2 separate regions of the Homo sapiens genome follow, and region 2 is linked to region 1. A link is a loop called in an ENCODE intact Hi-C map of the cell type or tissue named here. Cell type or tissue: CD4-positive, alpha-beta T cell. All regions are shown on one strand. Each heading gives the region's core, and the rest is flanking DNA. Links, peaks and the distances in the headings are about the cores only. Region 1 overlaps TOP2B (DNA topoisomerase II beta). Region 2 overlaps LRRC3B (leucine rich repeat containing 3B).

Region 1 (11,686 bases), core at 1,505-9,504:
GTGTTTTCTTTCTATTTCTAGTTTGTTATGTGTTTTTATCAGGAAAGTGTGTTGAATTTTGTCAAATGCTTTTTGCACATCAATTGAGATGATAATGTGTTTTTTGCCCTTCATTTTGTTAATATAGTGTAGTACAATGATTTGTTTTCATATTTGGAAACATCCTTGCATTTCAAGTATAAATCCCATTTGCTTATTGTGTGTAATCCTTTTAATGTGCTGTTGGGTCAGGCATGGTGGCTCCTGCCTGTAATCCCAGCACTTTGGGAGGCCAATGCAGGAGAATCGCTTGCGGCCAGGAGTTTAAGACCATCCTGGACAATATGGTAAAACCTTGTCTCTAGAAGAAATTTTAAAATTAGCCAGGTGTGGAGGCACACAGTTGTAGTACTAGCTACTTGGGGCAGGGGTTGTGGGGTATTAAGGAGGAGGGTGGGTGTGCTGAGGTGGGAGGATCACTTGAGCCTGGGAGGTTGAGGCTGCAGTGAGCCATTGTCATGCCACTGCACTCCAGTGTGGGCAACAAAATGAGACCCTCTCTTAAAAAAAAAAAGTGCTATTGAATTGAGTTTGCCAGTATTTTTGGGGGGATTTTTTGCATCAGTCTTTATCACGGGTATTGTTCTGTAGTCCTCTTGTTCTGTCTTCTAGTTTTTGTATCAGAGAAATGCTGGCTTCATAGAATGATTCTGGAAGTGTTCCCTGCCCCTCATTTTTTGGTAAGAGTTTGAAGAGTTAATTCTTCTTTGATTATTTGGTAGAATTTTCAAGTGAAGCCATCTGGTACTGGGCTTTTCTTTGTTGGGAAGTTTTTGATTACTGTTTCATCTTCTTATTTGTTATAGGGCTGTTGAGATTTTTTATTCATGATTCAGTCTTGGTAGATTATATGTTTGGAATGTATTCATTTCTTCTAGGTTATCTAATCTGTTGCCATATGTGTGGTCATGTAAGTCTTTTATAATCTTTATTTCTGTGACATCAATTATAATGTCCCCTTTCGTTTCTAATTTTAGTTATTTGATTATCTCTTTTTTTTCTTATGTAATCTAGCTAACGATTTGTCAGTTTTGTTAATTTTTTCAAAAAACAAACTCTTGGTTTCATTGATTTTTTTTCCTCATTGTTTTTCTATTCTCTATTTTATTTATCTTTGTTTTAATCTTTATTTCCCTTCATTAATTTGGTTTAGTTTCTCTTTTCCTAGTTCTTTGAAAGGGTCTAAAGTTAGGTTGTTAATTCGAGATCTTTACTGATTGTTAATGTTAGGTGTAATACTGTTTTAGCTGCATTACATAAATATTGCTCTATTGTGTTTTGGTTTTCATTTGTCTCCTGATATTTTCTAAATTCGCTTGTGATTTCATCTCTCACCCATTGGTTATATGAGAGTGAGTTGTTTAACTTCCACTTATTTGTGGATTTTACTGTTTTCCTTCTACTATTGATTTCTAGTTTAATTCCATTTTTGATGGAAAATATACCTTATATGATTATAGTCTTCTTAAGTTTGTTAAGACTTGTTTTGTCACGTAACATGTGGTCTTTGTTGGAGAATGTTCCAAGTGCAATTGAAAAGAATGTGTATTCTCCTGTTGTTGATTGGAGTGTTCTGAGTATGTCTGTTAGGTCCAATTGGTCTATAGTGTTGTTCAAGTTCTTTGTGTCTTTATTGATCTTCTGTGTGGTTGTTCTATCCATAACTGAAAGTGGGCTAGTGAAGTCTCCTACTATTATTGTGTTGGTCTCTCTCTCCCTTCACTTCTGTCAGTGTTTGCTCATAAATTTGGGAACTGTAATGTTAGATGCATATCTTACTGGTGAATTGACCCTTTTATCATATAATGTCCTACTCTGTCTCTTGTGACAGTTTTTATCTTAAACTCTATGTTGTCTGATGTAAGTACGGCCACTCTCTTCAGATTCCAGTTTTCTGGAATATCTTTTTCCATCCTTTTATTTGTAGCCTTTGTGCATCTTTGGATCTGAAGCAGATGTCTTGTAAACAACCTGTAGTTGGATCTTATTTTTTTATTCCATTGGCCAATCTATGTCTTTTATTTGGGCACTTAATCTTTTTTTTTTTTTTTGAGACACAATCTCCCTCTGTTGTCCAGGCTGAAGTACAGTGGCACAATCTTGGCTCACTGCAACCTCTGCCTCAGGTTCAAGTGATTCTTCTGCCTCAGCCTCCCGAGTAGCTGGGATTACAGGTGGCTGCCACCATGCCTGGCTAATTTTTGTATTTTTAGTAGAGATGGCGTTTTACCATATTGGCCATGCTGGTCTCTTAACTCCTGACCTCAAGTGATCTGCCCACCTTGGTCTCCCAAAGTGCTGGAATTACAGATGTGAGCCACCGCTCCTGGCCCAATTTATATTTAAAGTAATTATTGACATGGACTCACTATTGCCATTTTGATTATTTTTTTATATGTCTTATAGCTTTTTTGTCCATCTTTCTTCCCTTGCTGCCTTCTTTTGTGTTTCATTGATTTTTTTTTTTTTTAGTGACATGTTTTGATTTTCTTCTAATTTCTCTTTGTGTATATTCTACAGATATTTTCCTTGACTTTACCTTGCCATTACATAACATATCTTCAGGTGATAAAAATAAATTTTAAATTAGTAACTTCAATGCCATATGAAAACTCTTCCTTTTTTCACCTCTGCCCTCCCCTGCTTTGTTTTTGATGATACTTTACCTCTTTTTATATTGTGTATATTTTAACACAGATTTAGAATTATTTTTTATGCTTTAAAAAATTCTATACTATATTTAAGTGATCTGTATTACTGTATTACAATACTAGAAGATGCCATATTTGTCTGTATACAAATAGTCTTCAAAAAGTTCATGGAAAATGTGTATTATGAGAAAACTATGCATGGATTTCAAAATTTTTTGGTATCAAAATAAACTTGTACTAACTTGTTATAACGTGTCTGAACAAAATCTAGTTTGCGGTACTAAGAAGGATAAGACATCATTTGGAAAAGAGCCCCTGTCAGAGCAATATGAATTATGCTAAAATTGAAGCAAGAACAAACATCAAGTTTATGAAGAAGCTTAGGTGAAAGAATGGTGAAATCATTGATTTACAATATGTTTACAGGGCCAATGCCTCAAATAAATGAGCAGTTTACAAATGGATAACTTCTTTTAAGAAGAGATGAGATGATGTTAAAGATGAAGCCTGCAGCAGCAGACCATTACATCAATTTGTCAGGAAAAGATTAATCATGTTCATGCCCTTATTTAAGAGGACCAATGATTAATAGCAGAAACAATAGCTAACACCATAGATGTCTCAGTCGGTTCAGCTTCCACAATTCTATATGAAAAATTAAAGATTCACAGACTTTCCATTCAATGAGTGCCAAAACCATTGTGCCTAGATCAGCTGCAGACAAGAGCAAAGCTTTTAATGGAAATTTTAAACAAATGGGATCAAGATACTGACACATTTCTTCAAATAATTGTAGCAGGAAATGAAACAGGGCTTTACCAGCATAATCCTGAAGACAAAGCACAATCAAAGCAATGGCTACTAAGAGGTGGAAGTGGTCCAATCAAAGCGAAAGCAGACAGGTCAAGAGCAAAGGTCTTGGCAACAGTTTTTTAGGATGCTCAAGGCATTTTGCTTGTTGACTTTATGAAGGGCCAAAGAACGATAACATCTGCTTATTATAAGAGTGTTTTGAGAAAGTTAGGTAAAGTTTTAGCAGAAAAATCCCCAGGAAAGCTTCACCAGAGTCTTTCTCCATCATGACAGTACTCCTGCTCATTCCTTTCATCAAACAAGAGCAATTTTATGAGAGTTTTGATGATAAATAATTAGGCATCCATCTTATAATCCTGATTTTGCTCCTTCTGACTTTTTTTGTTTACTAATCTTAAATCTTTAAAAGGCACCTAATTTTTTCAGTTGATAATGTAAAAAGACTGCATTGGCATGGTTAAATTCCCAAGACCCTTGGTTCTTCAGAGTTGAGCTAAATGGCTGATATCATCACTTATAAAAGTGTCTTGACCTTTATGGAGCTTTTGTTGAGAAATAAAATTTATATTTTTTATTTTTATCTTTTGATTCCATTTTTCCAAGAACTTTTTGGAGTCTCCTTGGACTTTACCAGGGAGTTATGTATTTTTGTGTTACTGTGTTGCTATTTTTTATCCTTTTGCTTTAAGGGACTCCCTTTATCATTTCTTGTTGGGCAAACCTAGTGGTGATGAACTGTCCCAGTGTTTGTTTATCTAAGAAAGTATTAATTTCTACTTCATTTTTGAAGGGCACTTTTGCTGGATACAATGTTCTTGGTTGGCAGTGTTTTTTTTTTTTTTCTTTCAGTACTTCAGATATATTCTTCCAATCCCTTCTATCTTGCAAGGTTTCTGCTGAGAAATTGGCTAGTAATCTAACAGAAGCTCCTTTGTAATTGATGATTCACTTTTCTGTTGCTGCTTTTAAGATTCTCTCTTTGTCTATGACTTTTGACAGTATAATTATGATGTGTCTTGGTGTAGTTTTCTTTAGATTTATCCTTGGAGTTCTTTGAGCTTCTTTAATTTGTATATGCATTTATGTCCTCAGATTTGGAAAGTTTTCAGCTATTATTTCTTCAAATAGGCTCTTTCTCCATTTCTCCCTTTCTTCTCCTTTGAGGCTTACATAATGTATATGTTGTTCTGATAGATAGTGGCCCATAAGTTCTTTAAGCTCTTTTTATGTTTATTCATTCCTTTGCCTTTTTGCTCCTTTCCCTTGGCAATTTTGAAAGTCCTGTCTTCAAATTTGCTGATTTAAAAAAATTCTGCCTGCTCAAGTCTACTGTTACATCCCTCTAGTGTATTTTCAATTCATTTACTGTATGCTTCAGTTCCAGAAATAATGTTTGCTACTTCATCATAGTTTTTATCTTTGTTGATTTTTTCCTTTTGTTTATGCATTGTTACACCGAGTTTTTGTTTGTTCATCTGTACTCATTTATTTCATTAAGCATCCTTATGGCAGTTAATTTGAATTCTTTGTATGACAATATATTTCCATTTCTTTAGGCTCAATTTGTGGTGATTTATTTATTATTTTTTTGAGACAGGCTCTTGCTCTGTCACCCAGGCTGGAGTACAGTTGTGTGCAGATGGCTCACTGCAGCCTCGACCTTCTGGGCTCAGGCAATCCTCCCGTCTCAGCCTCCCAAGTAGCTGGGACTACAAGTGTGCACTACCACACCTGGCTAATTTTTTTTTGTTTTGTTTTGCTAGAGATAAGATTTGGCCATGTTGCACAGACTGGTTTTGAGCTCTGGGCTCAAGGGATCTGCCTGCCTCAGCCTCCCAAAGTGCTGGGATTACAGGTGTGAGCCACTGCGCCTGGCTGCAATTTAGTTTTTTACATTGAATCGGCTGTATTTCCCTGTTTCTTTGTATTGTTATTTTCTGTTAGGGCTTTGGCATTTGAAGGCTTAGCTAACTCTCTGGTCTTTGCGGTCTGGTTTCATACTGGGAAGACTTTCTTCATCCAGTTAGTCTAGCTAGAGAATCCTGAGACCTCACAAATCTTTTATGGGGATGCATCCTCTTTGGGTTTGTAATTTCTTAATTGAAGAGGTTTGCCTCTGTCCATCTGTCTGCTCCCTCTGGTGTGTCTTTGTCTGCTTTACTTGTGGCGTCTCGTGCTGTAGTAAACTACAGTACTGGAGCTCCACCTTGTGTCTGTTTCTGATACTGCAGGGTCTGATGCTAAACCAAAGCACTTTGCTTTTGTTTTCAATGGCCCTCAACCTGGCACCCTGTTCAATGTCAGTACTTAGATTCAGTCAAGAAGTTTCTAGGGTAGCACTGCCCTCAGCTGTTCCATTGGAGGTATATTCCTTTTCTGCTCCTCCCCAGGGAGAAGGTGGAAGTTGTTGTTGTCTTGTTTGTTTTTCTCAATCTTGCCTTGCTGGGGCAGATAGGAGGGAGGACATGAGCTTTGATGCTATTTTATGCTCACCTGGGGTGCTGGAACTTATCACAAAGGCAGTTGGATTGTTTGTTATTGTTGAATCCTTGTCTTCATGGGGAAAGAAAGGCCTGGGGTTTCTTGTTTTGCCATCTGGCTGACCACACTCAAATGTTACCTGTTTTTTTTAGACATTATCTTAGCAAGAATGGTAAGTCTTTGAACTTGATAGGAATTTGGTGGGTTCAAGCTTTCAAACTTTTTTTTGTAATATATCCATTTGGGAAGAGGTGCAGGGAGGAAGAGGTGGTGATTATAAGTAAGGAAGTGTGGAAAAAGTTGTAAATTCTTGAAGAAAGCATGAGGTAAGGTTTTACTCCTGTTTTTTTTTTTTTATCCCTGTGTGCCCTTTAGTTCAGTTTAGTTCATACAAATTAGATAGACATGAGCCTCTGGTTGAGTCTAATCTTGAAAATATTTTCTTTGTGATGGGGTTGGTTTTAGAAGAGTAGCCTGGAATACGAAAGCTTTTATTTGTATGGTTATCATGTGTCTTCAACCTTTATGTCAATAATTGCAGACTTAGAATAGCAGTTCTAAGTTAATGGTAAAATGTTACCTACTTTCGATTCCATAGCATCTATCTTCTTTGAGTACTTTCTTAGAGTGTGATTTTAATGATTATGATCTTTGTTCTAACTATTTTGAGGCTTCATTAAAAAATAAATTATGATTTTATTGTTAGAATCGTTTCTATAAATTAACGTCACTGCGCCTGGCCCTTAAATGTAAATTTGTTTTTATCAATCAACTATTTCTTCATAAAAAGCAAAGAATACGATTAGAAATTTGAAGACTATCTGGTATTTTAAAAATAAAGTTCATCTTTCTGGCCGGCTAGTTCATCGTCTAACTTTTGCAGAAGTGGAATGTGAATGTGAAAACTTTGTGAAACAGAATTATTTTCTTTTATCCAAAGCTACTTTTAATTGTCTTTGAGCAGTGTTAATGGAAAAACTTATAAATGTAGGAATGTATAAGAATATAGTTTAAAATCTAGTAAAATGAGTTATTTTTAATACTTTTATTTTGAAATATTATTAAATCTTTAATTGTATATAAAACTTACTGCATTGTGAAATTATAATTAACGTTTGAGTTTCCTGAGGATATATTAAATTCTTATCTTCGTTTAGACTTTTCAGAGGTCATGTATTTTGATTTTTAAACATACTTAATGATACAGTTTTTAAAAATAAAAACTTTAAAGCGGAATTGAAATTGCATACTGCTTGTTTAAATGCACAAAATCTCTGTATCTCCTATTATCTGTATTCTGTTTCTTTAATTTCTACTAAAATTTGAAGGCCTCTGAAGATATTTTAATTCTCATTGTGTCTTTTGAGTTATTTTTTGATTCTGAAAAGATAGGCCATCACAATATCTTTTTAGTGGGATGTCATATTTGTCAGCATTAAGGAATCCCAGAAGGAGAGAAGTATATTCTCTGCTGCTCTTAAGAAGACAAGGAAATTTGTAGACCTTGGAAATTTGATTTGACATCCTCATCTGCTGTAGGAATGTTTAGAATTAAGATCACCAACCTGTGCCTCCTTGAAACTGGTAGAGAAACTGGGATCAGTATTGGGACACCCAGAGCTGATATGTGAGGAATTATTGGCATGATCTACAAATGTGTGAAATTTGAGGATTTTATAAGCCATTTCAGTCATATCAGTGTTTATTAACTACATAGGTTAATATTTTGTGTAGGTCATTTTTGTTTATACTGTAGTCTTCAGTAGCTTAATGGTGGGAAGCTTACATCTGGAAGCTTTTGGGGCTCCTGCACCTAGCCAGGTTCAGTCATTGTGATTCTGTAACTTCACCAGAACTCAAATTTCTTGGGAGGTTTTGAGGACCACAAAAATTAACTTGAGTCCAGGTGTGGTGGCTCACACCTGTAATGCTAGCACTTTGGGAGGCCAAGGCAGGCTGATCACCTGAGGTCAGAAGTTCGAGACCAGCCTGGCCAACATGGTGAAACCTTGTCTCTACTAAAAATACAAAAAAAAAAAAAAAATTACCTGGGCATAGTGGTGCGCACCTGTAGTCCCAGCTACTCAGGAGGCTGAGGCAGGAGAATCACTTGAAACTGGGAGGTGGAGGCTGCAGTGAGCCAAGATCACACCATTGCACTCTAGCCTGGGTGACAGAGCAAGACTCTGTCTCAAAAACAAAACAAACAAACAAACTTGATATCTTACAGAATTGGGAAATGTTTGTATTTTTGGATTGCTGGAGACTGCTCTAGTGATTCTGGTGACTATACCCACGTTTTGGGCTCAGTCAAAACTACAGGTTCATGTTGTATAATAAGAGCCAGACGGTCAGTAAATAGACCTGTGTTTTCTTTAGATTTAAAAAATCAGTCTGAAAGATAATTTTGCCATTAAAAAAGAAAACCCATGTCGTGTGTCCATACTCATTGTCTACCCCTTGGTAGGTTATTTAAATTTGATTTTTTGGTTAATTTTAGACTCTTTTTGATCAGAACAATGCTGCAAAAAAAGAAGAGTCAGAAACTGCCAACAAAAATGATTCTTCAAAGAAGTTGTCTGTTGAGAGAGTGTATCAGAAGAAGACACAACTTGAACACATTCTTCTTCGTCCTGATACATATATTGGGTCAGTGGAGCCATTGACGCAGGTAATTATTGCTAAAATTGATTGAAATTAGGAGATGTGCATCTATATTTACTTTTTAATATGTTGATAAAATTATTGTAATTACTTGCTTTGGAAATTTGTAATTTCATCTGTCATAGTCAAAGTAGGGTGAAAGATCTAGAAGTAGAAATGTATTTACTTCTTTTTGGGGATTAAAAACCGTCAGAAGAGGCTGAGCGCAGTGGCTCACACCTGTAATCCCAGCACTTTGGGAGGCCGAGGCGGGTGGATCACAAGGTCAGGAGATCGAAACCATCCTGGCTAACATGGTGAAACTCTGTCTCTAATAAAAATACAAAAAAATACAAAAAAAAAAATTTTCTGGGTGTGGTGGCGGGCGCCTGTAGTCCCAGCTACTCAGGAGCCTGAGACAGGAGAATGACAGTGAACCTGGGAGGCGGAGCTTGCAGTGAGCCGAGATCACGCCACTGCACTCCAGCCTGGGCGACAGGGCGAGACTCCATCTCAAAACAAAAAACAAAAATCAGAAAAATGAAGTATAGAGTAAAATGGTGCCATACGAACTTTTTATGTAAGTCTTCCCCACCCGCCATCTCCCATCACCCCCTGATGCCCCCCCACCCCGTGTCTCGCTCTGTCGCCCAGGCTGGAGTGTAGTAGTGTGATCTTGGCTCGGTGCAACCTCTGCCTCCTGGGTTCAAACGATTCTCCTGCCTCAGCCTTCCAAGTAGCTGGGATTACAGGCATGCGCCACCACGCCTGGCTAATTTTTGTGTTGTTAGTAGAGACAGTGTTTTGCCATGTTGGCCAGGCTGGTCTTGAACTCCTGACCTCAGGTGATCCATCCACCTTGGCCCCCCAGAGTGCTAGGATTACAGGCGTGAGCCACTGCGCCCAGGCTTGTAAGTCTTTAAGTTCATATTGTCATTAATGTTAATGGTAGTACCTTGCAGAATTTGTACATATACACTGACTATTGTTTACTGCTTACTAGGAACTTGGCTTACATATATTATCTCATTTGATCCTAACCATTTTGGGAAGTAGGTACTGTTATCTCTATAGATGAAGAAAGGGAAGCTTACATAAATTTAAGTAACTTGTTCATATCTCTCAACTAGTAAGAACTGGGATTCAAAGTAGATCTCTCTGACTCCAAAGTCTTGCTTTGTTCGTATTATTTTACTCTGCTCCCTGTATTATAAAAAAAAAAAAAAGCATTAATTTTCCATTATTTATGAAAAGTAATGTTTTTATTTTTTCAACTATTTAATACTGTTTCTAATAATTATTGATGTCTTACATTAAAACTGACTTTATAATAATACAAACTTGATACAAAATGAACAATTTCTCAATTTTGAGGTTAATTTAATATGAATAGTGAAGTTGACTATTACTGAAGTTGTATATGTTTTTCTACTTTGCAGATCTAAGTATTCATATAGTGTAAATGACAGGATGTGGATTATACTATGAAAAATTGATATTAAGGATTTATTGAGTAAAATTTTTTTTGAATTTTTCAATGCAGTTCATGTGGGTGTATGATGAAGATGTAGGAATGAATTGCAGGGAGGTTACCTTTGTGCCAGGTTTATACAAGATCTTTGATGAAATTTTGGGTGAGTACTTGCTTAGGATTTAATGCATGTTTCTATTAATATCATCATAGTGTCCTTTTATATATAAAGCCAGACTTAACCAGTATAAATTTGAAAGGTGTATCTCTGGCTTTTATCCTTCTGAATATAAATGATCTTCAGAAAATTTATACCATGATCTGTAATGTTTTCATATCTCTGTTTCATCTTTGTTTCATTTTCTTCATCTATGAAATCAATGTGTTATATTTGTAATCCCATAGTTGGTCTGTACTCCTCTATGTGTAGTCATCTGGGATATGCTAGCATCACAGTTACCTGGAGTCATCTTGAATATGGAGATGACAGGGACTGATTTTGCAGATTCGTTGAGTTGGTGGGATATGTAAATATGTTTTTCACCAACAAATCAGATATTTCTGTTGGGCAGCCAAGTGTAATAACCATTGCTGTAAATGATCTCTGTCCTCTCCAAATCACATGATTAATTAAATTATGTGAATGCCTAGTTGACTGCTAGGGAATGCTTGTACTTTGGAAATATTTTAACCAAGGACACTCTAGAAATTCTCTTGCTCTCCCACCTCATCAGTGCAACTTGAGGTTTCTTAGTGCAGTTGTATGGGTCTCAGAACTTCTTCTGTTGGTATTTGGTGAAGAGATAAGAGATTAAAACTGTGTTGCATTTTATACCTTTACTCTTGCCTCCATATTATAATTTTACTGTTTTAAGTTTATTGCAAGTGTTTGTCAGGAGCATATTTCTTCTATGATTGTGTTCAAATTTCCTTGAAGCAGTGGTTAATGAATGCAAAAATATTTATATTGTCAGCTATAGTGCCTAGGATACAGAATTTTGATTTCTAAGGGTGTTAAAGACTTTTTCTTTGTTTGTAACTGAAAATGAACTGGTTTCTATTCAATATGCCTATAAAGTCACTAGTTTATTGAAAGTGATCAATAGAATGCAATTGCTTGTTACCAAGAGAAAATATAATTAAACAAAAGTTTTTACTTTTAGACCTGGATTTGGGTGTTGTAAAATGCAGGTGTTTGTTCTTACTTAATATGTTTTGATTAATATGTATCACTAAAACATTTCCTCCTCTTTTTTTGTGGTGGAAAACATAACAGTAATTTGGTGTGATAATACAATTTAGGAATATTATTTGGAAAATAAGATTTTATATGAGAAGTTAATAGTAATTATTTTCATTAACTATTACCATATGTAGATGTTTATATTAAGCAGTGATGCACATACAGTTGTGTCCATGTATTTATTTATATAATTTTGTATATTACTCATTGAGGTGTTTAATTTTGTAGTTAATGCTGCTGACAATAAACAGAGGGATAAGAACATGACTTGTATTAAAGTTTCTATTGATCCGTAAGTATATTTAAAGTTTAATTTTTTATGCTAAGTTTTATTCAGATAGTCCC
Region 2 (11,686 bases), core at 1,205-9,204, 1.1 Mb before region 1:
TCATTCTGCTGGGGAAACTCTGCAACATGGGGTAGAATGTATGCTTCCAAGAGTGAGGGGTCTGGGTGTTTATACACCAAGTTCTTAGTAGTCATCGGTTGAGGATTGCACCTGAAAGGTGCAACTCGCCAGCATTCCAAACCTGCTATGTAAGTGGCAAAATGTGCCATGGTGGCCACAGAAAACCCTCAGGCAAGTGGAGGCAGGAGGTGCCAGTTGGAATTTGGCTGGTGTACATGCAGATGGTAGGACTGAAGGCACATGTGGCTGCCAGTGACACCACCCTCCTCAACATCCCCACCATCCCATGAGCAACCTTGAAATAAAAGTCATCATTCCCATGATTGAAAACTATATGTACATCTGCCCCATCCAGGAGCCTAGTTTACTTTAGGTGTATGTGGGATTTCAGAGCTGGGCCTAAAGGGATGGGTATAAAAAAGGGATAAACCATAGTGGTCCCCAAACACCAAGCTCTGCTGACTAGCTGAGTGAGCTAAGACTTGCTTTGTTCTTTAGAACCTCACTTCCCTCTTGTGCAAATTAAGAAAAATGTCTTTCCCTATCCTCCTCCACTTATCATGTCTTAAGATGAGACTTCATAAAACGAAAGGACTAGGCAATGTGACATTGGTGGAGCAAAGGGCTTTGCAGATAGCTAACTGGCTCTGCTCTTGCAGGATGCTTTCTAAGTTTTAGTTTCCTCATCTGTAAAATGAGAAAAATAATATCTACTTGATAATAAATGTTGTGAGAACTAGGAAAGATGGAAACAGAATCTTGCACTATGCCAAATAAATGATAACCATTGTTAGGGAAAGGTGGAATTATTTGATAAGACATTCTTTATCTGTGGCTTATGCACAGGATTCCTCAGTTCATGTGAATATAAAAAGTCTTGTTAATGGTGAAGTGCTGAAAATATCAGTTTAAGTCAGTCCTGTTTGTCCTCCTAAAGACTTACTCCAGGCAACACTTTTCCGAGATTTTCTTCTTCCTTTCTCGTATCTCATTCACCTCTTCTCACAGCAGTTGGCTCCTGTGGGAGCCCAGGAACTGGCAGGGCTGTCTGTGGGAATGAAAGACTTTGAGGGAAGACCAGCATCTTTCAGACATTTTCCTTCAGAAGAAATGCAGACAATCCCAAGGAAGCCGGCTTTCTGTGAATTAACCTCATCCTACTCCCCATGGGTCATTTTCTTTGGAAATCTATTCAACAGTCGATGTCATTAGCACAACAGATTGCTTGTTAATTCTTGGACCAACAGCCAGATTTCAGATTGCCTTTTGTTTTACAAACTCTTCTTTGTAAGAAAATAAAAAGAATAAAACAAAAAAAAAAATGAGGTTTTGGTTCCAACCCCAGAGAGACCCACAATGTATTCATTTCAGGCCTAGCTTTTGAGGTCAGATCCAGAGAACTCCTGCCATTTGGATGCCTGGACATCTACAGGGAAAGAAGAAAAAATACATCGATTCTTTTTTGTAAATGGTGAGCAAAATGAAGAACATTTTCCAGCCAAAGAAGAAATACAACTTATGAAATTGATCAACTCAGTTGCCACTAGTGAGTGAGAAGTGTAAATGTTTGCACTCAACTTGGAGACAGCCTTAAAAATATATCTAGTAATTTCCCCAGAAACCTGAAACTTAGGCCATCCCTAGGCCAAATTTGGCAGGTACACTTTGTTTTCAATGTTTCCAGCATCTGTTTTCCTGATGTTTTCAGAACCCAATTCCATGTTACCCCAATGTGCATGCAGACACACACACTCACACACATGGTTCTTAAGTGATCCTCACTAGCTTCTGGTTCTTTTCCTATTGAAGAGATTATAGCCATAAAACTAGTGGCTTTCCTTTTTACTGTCATCCACCAATGAAACCATGAGACTCTATGTTCACCTTGTGGCCTCTACAGCATAATTTCCCTGAGTTGGATGAAAAAGTCTTGGACCTTGAGGAGTGCCCCTGGCTGAGGGTATGTAGCCCACTAAGTCATTTGGCACATTTGGGACCATCCATATCATGAGTGTGGGCAAATGTGGGATGAGGAATGCAGATCTTCCTTTTTTTTTTTTTTTTTTTTTTTTTGCGAATTCTGATTCACCTATTTGGACTTTGGAATGAGTTGGACAGGACATTTACAAATGTGTCGTAATTGAGATTGCCTCTGGTTTGCTTTGTCTGGGTCAGACCCAATCAACTTGACAGATGAGTGATACCACTTTGGGAAGCCAAGCTGACAAGAGCTCTGGAAATGGAGAAGGGCATCATTTATGAACAGTCATTCTCCTCCTGCCAAGCAGGGATGCACTCGATCACTTGTGGTTTATGTTGTTACTCAAGGAAACAAATGCTAATCAACTCTCCCTCTCCAGCAACTTGCACCAGGATTATTTTCTCCATCTCTCCACTGGGAAGCCAGGTCATGCTCAACATGGAGCATGTTATCTGGGGTCTATTTTAAAAGGCAAACTGATCTCCTCATCCTATCTTGAAAGAACAAGAGGGTTTTTGGAATCATAAATTTTCTTTACTATGACTGTGACAATGTGGGAGCCTTACATGCCTTTTGAATCCTCAAGGAAACTTGCTGATGGTCAGTGACATTTTCATGGTGTATATTGTTATGCTATTTTTTTTTGTTGTTGATTGGGAAACAATTTATCAAGAGAGGAAATTAGTGTACTTTAAGGGATACTGGTTGGGGAACGTGAGGACATGGATGCTAATCTGTAGGCCTGCAAGGGTTTCAATTTCAACACCTGTAAAATAAGTAGGTAAGCTCATCCCTAAGACTCTCCCAGCCCTAACAATCTAGGAATTCACCTAGCTGTAGTAACAAAAACATTTAATTAAGCAGAATTTTCCACTTCCTGCCTCTGCCAGATAGATGAGAGAACTTACTATATGAATTGAAAGTATTAAGCCAATAAGAAAAACCTACCCACATCTGAGACTGCCTTATGTTTGTTGATGTCAGGACAAGAGTTATTGTGAAGAATCAGAGAAGGACGTAAAAAAGAACAATGCGTACCTGGCAGATTTTGTATATCATTGCATTACAATTTGCCAAAGTGTTCTTGAAAGCTAAATCTTCCATTACATAACTTTTCATTACTTTGTTAAAAATGTTCCAGTTGGGTTGGCATGTTTTCCGATTTTCCTTGCTTCAAAGATAAGCACATTGTCAAAAATTAGAGTAAAATTCCTAGGTATTTCTGAATTTAAAAGGTTGGGGTTAAGAAAGAGATGCCAAAAGAGAAGGCTGAGAAAAGCGTTATTTAAAATATTTAGAAGGTAAGATAGAGGTAAGATAGTATGTGCCTTGGATAATGAGTTGACAGTTAATTTCAAAAACCTTACAGTCCCAAAATAGGTAGCTCTCCATCTGCAAGGGTTTGGAAAATTAAGGGCCAAGCTGGGATCAAAACTGAAGCATGCATGTTGGGCCTTTTTCTGTGCAGACTTGAGTCTTAGTTCTTTTCACTCATTGGCAGCATATACTGTTGGCCTTGGGGGACACAGCATTCCCACAAGCTGGCAGGAAGAGTGCTTCTTCTCAATTCTGATCACAAACGGGTGCCATAGCCTGGTATTTATTTTAAAATAAAGAAACAAACAAAAGAATTAATTTTCTCCTCCAATGGCTTATACATGATTCATGGCAACCGAACTTAAAGGCTCTTTTTAAAAAAAAAAAAAAAAAAGCGCTTAAGGTGCTGTTAACTAAAAATCTACACATAGAATTCAGGCAGGAGAATTATTAACCTATGACACACCTCTCAGCTCTATGTATATGGAGAATTTCAAAGTGAATATGTGGAAATTTAACTTTCCTGCATCTGAACAAGGATATAACTATGCTTACAAAACTTTTCAGAGATTTTTGCTTTACAAGTACTTTTACTTGAATAATACAATTGACCATTGGGAAAATAAGCTCCCATTAGTGAAGACAAAGATTATTTTGGAAGAAGCAGCCTGGAATGGATTATCTTATTTGTGAAAGCTTTTCTAAAATGAACGTGACTCATTCATACACTCAAATAAATACAATTAATTTACCTTTTTAAAGGGTTGTCTTAGCAAAGGCTTGATTTTCCTATTCTTTAGGAAAAAAATGTGTATTTCAGTTCAGTTGGGCATCTTTTCTAGAGTACCTGAAGAGATATATTATACTATTGTCCTCCAGGGGGCGATAAATCTTCAGCAAAGCTTCAGTCTCACTGGAAAGGTGAATTCTCAATTCAGTTCGTAAAAGCAGACAGTCTGGCTTCCTTCTTGCTGGGATGCAGGAATTCTTGGGCCTATATCCTGAATTTTACATCTAGGAGTTACCTCAGGCTTCTAGACTAGATCTAACACTTTTAGCAAGTTTGGTGGGGTTGGGGTGAAAAGCCCATGGCCCTGGGGTGTGTGTACCATGAGCAGAGCCTGGCCACAGTGCTCTGCATGCCTCGCCACAGGTCCTGGATTAGCTGACCCTGATTGTCCCTTGCAATAAATAAACATTTAAAGAGACTATTGCTGCCTAGGACCTCTAGGGCTTTCCGAGAGCAGAAATATTAGGCCCAAAGATACCCTAACTTGGGTTGGAGAAGGCTAAGTGTCTCAAAAGGGCAGAGGTTCCCTCTTACCTACATAAATCTCACAAAGGGCTATTTTTGTGCTATTTGAAAAATAAAACCATCATGTAGGAGGCTGCAAAACTCTAGGTCTGAGGAATCAGCAACTTTAGGTAGTAAAGTTGATGACCATAAGGCAGCACAGTGGATAAAATGTTCATAGGTTCTGGAGTTGACAGACTGGGTTTCAATGCCTGCTATGCTTACAAACTCTGTATTAATTACTTAACTCCTGTGTCTCTGATTCTCATTCACAAAAGACTGTCTCATAGGGGAGTTTGTAAGGACTCATTAAGATACTCCAAAGAAAGTACTTGGTGCATAGTAAGTGTTCCATAAATGCCATCAGTTCTATTATTCCTTAGTCTGGAACTGAGATCTCTACTATATAGTTCCAGCCTTGTTTCTCACTTCTTTGCATGGACTCCTTCATCCCAAACACCTCCCTATATGGTATCCCTCTGCTTCTTCTATCTTCCTTGTCTACATCATCACCTTATGAGATCCCACCCAAGTTTTAAAGATTATCTGTAATGGTACCTTAAAACCAATAACTTCCACACAATTCCCTACTCTTAAGAACCAAATGTGCTTTCTCCTATCTATCTCTGGCCAATGACAAGGACACAATATCTTGATTGTATGACAGATGCCAGGAGTATATATATTTTAAAACTCAGAACTGTGTACTTAACCTAGGTGCTTTTTTTAACAGAAAATTATAACTATAAACCAACTCAGTAGGAACATAATGTGAAGACCTTTCTTTGGAGACAGAAAGATCTGATTCAAATTTAAGAAGTTCTAATACTTTCTACCTGGCAACTCAATGAAGCTCTCTTACTTGAAGTTTTTTCCTATGTAAATAGAGCAGCTGTCACTTTCTTCTCTTGTTGTGAGAGTTTACAGGACACAATAATAGCATAAAAATGCCTCTCACAGTGCTTGCACCCTGTTGATGCTACATGATTACGAGGACCTTCCTCCCTAGCATAACCATTTCTGTATTTGTCACACACACCTCAGTCCACCAGAAAGTAATCTTGAGTACAGGCTATGTGCTGTCTTTTTCTTTTCCATTTTGTCCAGCATAGAGCAAAGGTACAATAAGTAAGTATTTGGATTCAATAGCTAATTATATCTATTTTTGAAGAGTAAATGCCAAAAGGCATCCTGACTTAAGCCTCTGAAGGATGCCACACTTGTGTATAACCACCTAGTAAAGCTCAGTATTTTAGAGTCTGACAGACACTTAACTCGGCCAGTAATTCAGCTACGGCTCCCCAGTGTACAGTAGGGCTTAATAACACATTTTTTCATTGTGATAGTTCTTTGAGTTCATAAAGGTTGTCTGTTTTTCTTTAGAGCAAGTAGAATGACTATACTGTTTTCTTGACCAATAAGTCACTCTGTTTTCCATGGTTCAAAGTTAAGCTTTTATTTGCTTTTAAATTAAAAAAATAAATTTCATTATTAAATAGTGAGATGGATCTAACTAATGTTCAGATAGTAGCTTACTCAGAAATATACCATCGGGGGTACAATTAAGGGGTGGATCACCTAAACTCAAATTATTTATGTTGTAGTGTTTGTTAAAAGTTCAGCAGTGGCATAATTCAAAAGAAACTGAAATACAAAGTTTCAAATGTTTACAATGGATGGGAGAAGTAAACCACTTATTTCTACTGCAATCGCAAACTACTTTCTTTCTTTCTCAATGACAGTCAGTTTGGACACTATACCACAGTGCTAATATCATCAGGTTCATCTGCTTTCTTCTGCCTGCTTGGCAGGGATTTCAAGTATTCGAGGTGTCTCCGGGCATCCTCCTGATTTTGCCTCACATAATATACCACATATGAGATCACCATAGTGAACCAGCCAAACATGGTGACCAGCATGGCATAATCGGTAGTTTTTTTAGGGAGGTTACAAAGGTCAGCGTCGTTGGCAGCATTGAGGAATGGTCTGCCAGCATGTTCATCCAACACGGACGTTTTACAGATCACGTTGTGGGCTGTCTCATGATTGGACGCCATGCTCCTCAGAACTTGCTGTAGAGTACAGTCGCAGTGCCAGGGGTTGTTGGCAATTCTGGCCCTGGCCTTCAGGTTATTGAAGGCATTTTTGTGCACACTTTGAATCCGATTGTCGGACAAGTCCAGAGTCTGCAAGGTTTCAGCTACTCCTTTGAAGGCATGCTCATCGATAAACTCAATGCCATTTTTGGACAGGTTGAGAACTCTCAGTTGATGGAGGTCCTTAAAAATTTCATTGGGAATAGATGTGATCTGATTGGAGTCCAGATACAGTAAGACTGTTTCAGGAGGAAGATCTCTAGGTATTTCCTTGAGATTTGCATTGCTACAGGTGACATTTAAACCCCCAGAGGAAGAACAAAGACAGCCCTTGGGACACATACTGGCAGAATGAAAGCACAGTATCATAAGAACAAAACTTTGTAGGAGGAGACACATGGAGAGGGAACGGGTTAACCACAGGTCTACCAGATTCATGCTGGAATGTCAGCATAATCACGAGCCCATTCCTCATCTACTCCAACAAGCGTGGTAAAGGTTCCAGCCCTGTCCACACTATTGATTTCCTTCTTGCGTGTTTCAAAAGGCTGCAGCTAACACATGTGTCTCTTCATTATTTCTTTCCTTGCTTGGGCACCTAAAGGAAAGAGAAACAGATGCAATTAGTTCCTTTGCAAAGGGAGGTACATTGTAATGAAAGGTGTTCTCAGGTGTCTGGCATTCTGCTTGAGCAGGGGGGTTAGTTATGCAGGTAATTTCCATCAATGCCACTGGGAGTTATCTGCGAAATGGGAGTCTCCTGTTCAAATCCCAGGTGCTGGGGGAGAGAACTGTGAACATATGAAGATATTTCTGAGTTCTGTTGCCTGGTTTTCAGTTGGATAGAATGAGAACAAATACTCCCTATTTCTCTGCTGCTCTCCACATCCTGGACCCCTTCGAATTCTACAGAAATAAAATTTAATTATGTCTCTCACCCTTTCTGAGATAACAGATGCATTAATGTAATTTAGTCCTGCACTTGGGCAGCAATGAGAAATAATACCAATATTTCATGGTTAATGACTATAGACAGGGATATCTGTCATGGCTTTTGAATGGATGCCCAATTTGGAATATTGTCTCTAAAGAAACATCTTACTTGAATTAAGAAAATAATAAATGCATTCCAACAAAATATTGCTAGAGGCTGACAACCAAGAACCTCCAGGATAGTTGCCTTCCTTGTGACCTCTTTAAAGTACATTATACCTGGGAGGATGCTTTTAACTGAATTTCCAGAGGATCTTCTCTCTCTTTTCTAAGGACCATATCCCCTTCCCAATAAATGCTTAAATATGGCACACACCTCCATGACTTTTTTATATAACAAGAGAATTAAGAAATACTGTCTTTGAAGACTTCCCCAATAGACTTCACTCTCCATATGTTGCATGTTGCATACATATACTGTTAGTGTTGGCAGGGGCTACAGAAATTGCAAAATTAAGTGATGAACAAAGTTATGAAACTTACTCGACAGCAGAGATAAGAATATAAGTTAACTCTCAAAATTACCCTTTAATATAGAGAAGAAAGCACACATCTTTGGGACCAGTTCACAAAGGAGACAAGTGGATCCCAGAGAGATGAGGTTACTTACCCAAGGTCAAACAGATTGAGGTGTAGAGACAGGACTCAAGCCAAAGTCTTTGTTCTGACTCATTAATATCAAAACTCTTTCCACTATCCACACACTCTCTTCCAGTCTCATCTACTCTATAAGTATCCAGCAAGTATTGCTTATTGTGATTTCTGATGCTGTTATGTTGCAGCCCTATCTTTTATGCTATGAATACTGTTCCAAGTTGAGGACCCCATGGAGCTCAAGTGAGGGGTCCCTCTGCATTTTGTAGGGAACCCATGCCTGACTTAGAAGATTCCCTCCCAGGATCTAAGAAACAAGAAGAGCATTCAGTCCTCTTACAGCAGTGGACAACAAACAACTTTCTGCATGAGCAACTAATGACTTTCTGAAAACTTGTCTTTTATGAAGATCCCAGATGGATAAATACAAAGGGAAATGACTCCAAATGTTACCAAACTCACAGAAGAGAAGATTAATGTGAGCTGAAAACATAATGATCTGGATTGTTAATCATGGAAAAAATGAGATTAGCAACAGCAGAATGGAGCAGACGTGCTTTTGGAAAACTGAGTCGAGTCCCTTAAATACCAGAGAATGCTAAAGAGAGACCCTAAGCTTACTAAGCCCTCCATCAACAGATCATTTCATTGGCAATGAAAGTGTCCTCCTTTTCATGTTTCCCTTCAAAACTGTATTGCATGGTACTTGGGGACTCTAGGAATCTAGATGGGAAAGAAAAAAAAAAACAGGTGTGGAAGGGAAGAGAGGAGACAGAGGAGTAGAAGGACAAGGCAACGAATTCTAGGAAAAGGGCATGAGAAAAACACAGGAGATGGAAGAAATTAATTAATGTAATTGAAGAAAATAAAGGGAGTCCACATCAGCCAAGTGATTTCCATCCATTGAGTATATGCAACCAGCCTAAAACATGCTGAAAGATGAGAAGCCTTTTCTGGAGGACACTTCATATTTCTCTTGGGATTCATTAAAGGAGTTTGGCATAGAAAAGAAGTGTTCTCTATTCAGAGTACAAGCTCCATGACAGCAGAGGCTTGTTTCTGCCTCTTGCAGAGACAATAGTAAGCAATTAAAAAAATAAAAAGTACACTGAGTTTGTATATCAGCTTTATTTATTTATTATTTTATTTTTATTTTTTGAGATGGAATCTTGCTCTGTTGCCCAGGCTGGAGAGCAGTGGTGTGATCTCGGCTCACTGCAAATCTCCGCCTGCCAGGTTCCAGCAATTCTCCCACCCCAGCCTCCCGAGTATCTGGAACTATAGGCACACACCACCACGCCCAGCTATTTTTTTTTTTTTTTTTCTGTATTTTTAGTAGAGACAGGGTTTCACCATGTTGGCCAGGCTGGTCTTGAACTCCTGACCTTAAGTGATCTACCTGCCTCGCCTCCCAAAGTGCTAGGATTACAGGTATGAGCCACTGCGCTTAGCACAGTACGAAATTGGTAGTAAAAGTTCGATGCTTTTTAGCCATAGTTTTAGTTACTATTATTATTCTCGGATACATTCCCAACACCCAGCATAGTGCTTCGCATATAGTGAGGACTAAATAAATATGTTATATGAATAAAGCAACAAAATATTGAAGAGTCTAGGTACGCTTTTCCTTCTCCATGGCAATTATTTTTATAAATATTTTAAACATAAACATTGGCTCATCAAATGTCTACTGGTCTTATATGGCAACATAGTGGACTTTGGAAAAGTCATATATGTTCAGGCTCCTAGGAGATGGAAAGAAGAATGGAACTCTTCCTCAGCAGGCTTCTTTATACTTAATCAGGGTTTCTCCATAATCAGGGTTTCTCCAGAATGATCAGTCCAATGGTCATGGTCACATATAAGAAATGTTTAGGACACAGGTTGAGTTCTCTACTCAGATTGCAGTCTTTCTTGAGATGGAATCCGTCATATCCCAAATGGTCTACCTGTGAACTGGATGTAATGCTTGTGAACTGGATGTAATGCTTGTTAGGAGTACAAATACAGAGCACGCCTTGCTTTCAGAGGAGTTGGACTTGAACTGTTTCATTTTCTATTATGTTTGATAAAAAGAGAATAAAATTTTCTGGGATTTGGCTATATTGCTGAGCTACTGTGACTCAGCCTCTAGAGCCATCACCCCCAGCCAGAATAAAGTGACAAAAGATGCAGGATGTAGAGAGCTGAGCCCTGGGATGCTGCTGTGGTTTGAATATGTGGGTCCTTCACATATTCTGATATCTATATCTAAATCTAATCCCCAGTGTGAGGATATTTGGAGGTGGGGCCTTTGAGAAGTGATTAGGTCATGAAAGCAGAGCCATCATGAATGGAGTTCGTGCCCTTATAAAAGAGGCCCCAGAGAATTCTCTCATCCCTTCTGCCATGTGAAGAAACAGAGAGAAGAGAGCCATCAATAAGCCAAGAAACAGGATCTCACCAGAAACCAAATCTTCTGGCACCTTGATGTTGAGCTTTGCAGGCTCCAGAACTGTAAGAAATAAATTTCTATTGCTTTAGCAGTGCAAAAAGACTTAGATGTCCAGGATGTAGACAGCAAAGCCAAAGGTATCAAGTCAAGGTCATCTTCACCAGGGAGGATGGAAGAGCTGCTCTCCACTCTATGATACTGGTTCTATAGTTTCCAAAGGGATTATCAGTTTGACATTGCTTTATATTACTAGCTAGGTCAACAGTGGCTGTTGGAAAAGGAAGGTATGAGGACATGTGCCTCAGAGAAAAAGAGGTGGATATTCTTCTGACATTGGTTATCATCCAGCAGAATACAGGGCTAAAAAGCTTGGAAGCCTAAAACTCCCTTAGCTTGAAAGCCTAAAACTCCCTCCTGCTTTGATTGAATCACAACTACACACAAACCCAAAGCAGTAAACAAGCTATGCTGCTGGGCAAGAAGAGTGCCTTCCTACTAACTTCAGAATGAGTGGTTAGAACATAAAGAAGGGCCTGGGGTCACACTGGTAATGGCAAAAACAGCAACAGCAATACTGCCTGTCTTTCTGATAGGGAATAAGACCCATTAAAGGGACGGACCAAGTTAAACAGCATCTTTCCTCCCTCCTAACTCCCCCTCTGCAAATCTCGACTCACTGGACTACCCTGTCCCCATCTACTCATTCCCTTTAACTACGTCTGGGTCAAGCAGAAGCCGTAATATTTCTAGATGTGGTGTTTAAGTATGCACTGCACCCCAAAGGAGAATTACTTTATCCAGACTCATATTTCGCTCATATTTTCTTGCCATCCAGGTTACTGCGCATCAGCAGTTAATTCTGGGATTGGGTGGCAACCATCAAATACCATTTCCAGAAGAAAAAAACCAGTGCATTTAACAGGGTGTTCATTCACTGAGAAGACAGGCCATTCAGT

The links. A loop is a pair of places that touch in the nucleus more often than their neighbours do. Peaks named below come from ENCODE experiments on the same cell type or tissue, not always from the same donor. Only the 100,000 strongest peaks of a DNase experiment are listed, where the experiment ranks them.
Region 2: it touches region 1 in a loop (6-fold over the local background); 44 of 110 quality-filtered maps call a loop at or near these places.

The regions. Positions count from the first base shown.
Region 1 is chr3:25,642,269-25,653,954 of GRCh38, reverse strand. TOP2B (DNA topoisomerase II beta) reads left to right here. Exons shown (of 36, transcript NM_001330700.2): 2 at 8,485-8,655; 3 at 10,171-10,261; 4 at 11,570-11,633. Among named protein-coding and RNA genes, the nearest start is that of TOP2B, 17 kb to the left of the region's middle. In CD4-positive, alpha-beta T cell, for the core only: CTCF peaks have their summits at 5,522 and 5,722 (motif pointing left); a DNase peak (open chromatin) is centred at 5,714.
Region 2 is chr3:26,705,134-26,716,819 of GRCh38, reverse strand. LRRC3B (leucine rich repeat containing 3B) reads right to left here. Exons shown (of 2, transcript NM_052953.4): 2 at 6,044-7,307. The coding sequence starts at 7,147. The coding sequence ends at 6,368. Among named protein-coding and RNA genes, the nearest start is that of LRRC3B, 88 kb to the right of the region's middle. In CD4-positive, alpha-beta T cell, for the core only: no CTCF peak of the experiment used is centred there; a DNase peak (open chromatin) is centred at 4,219.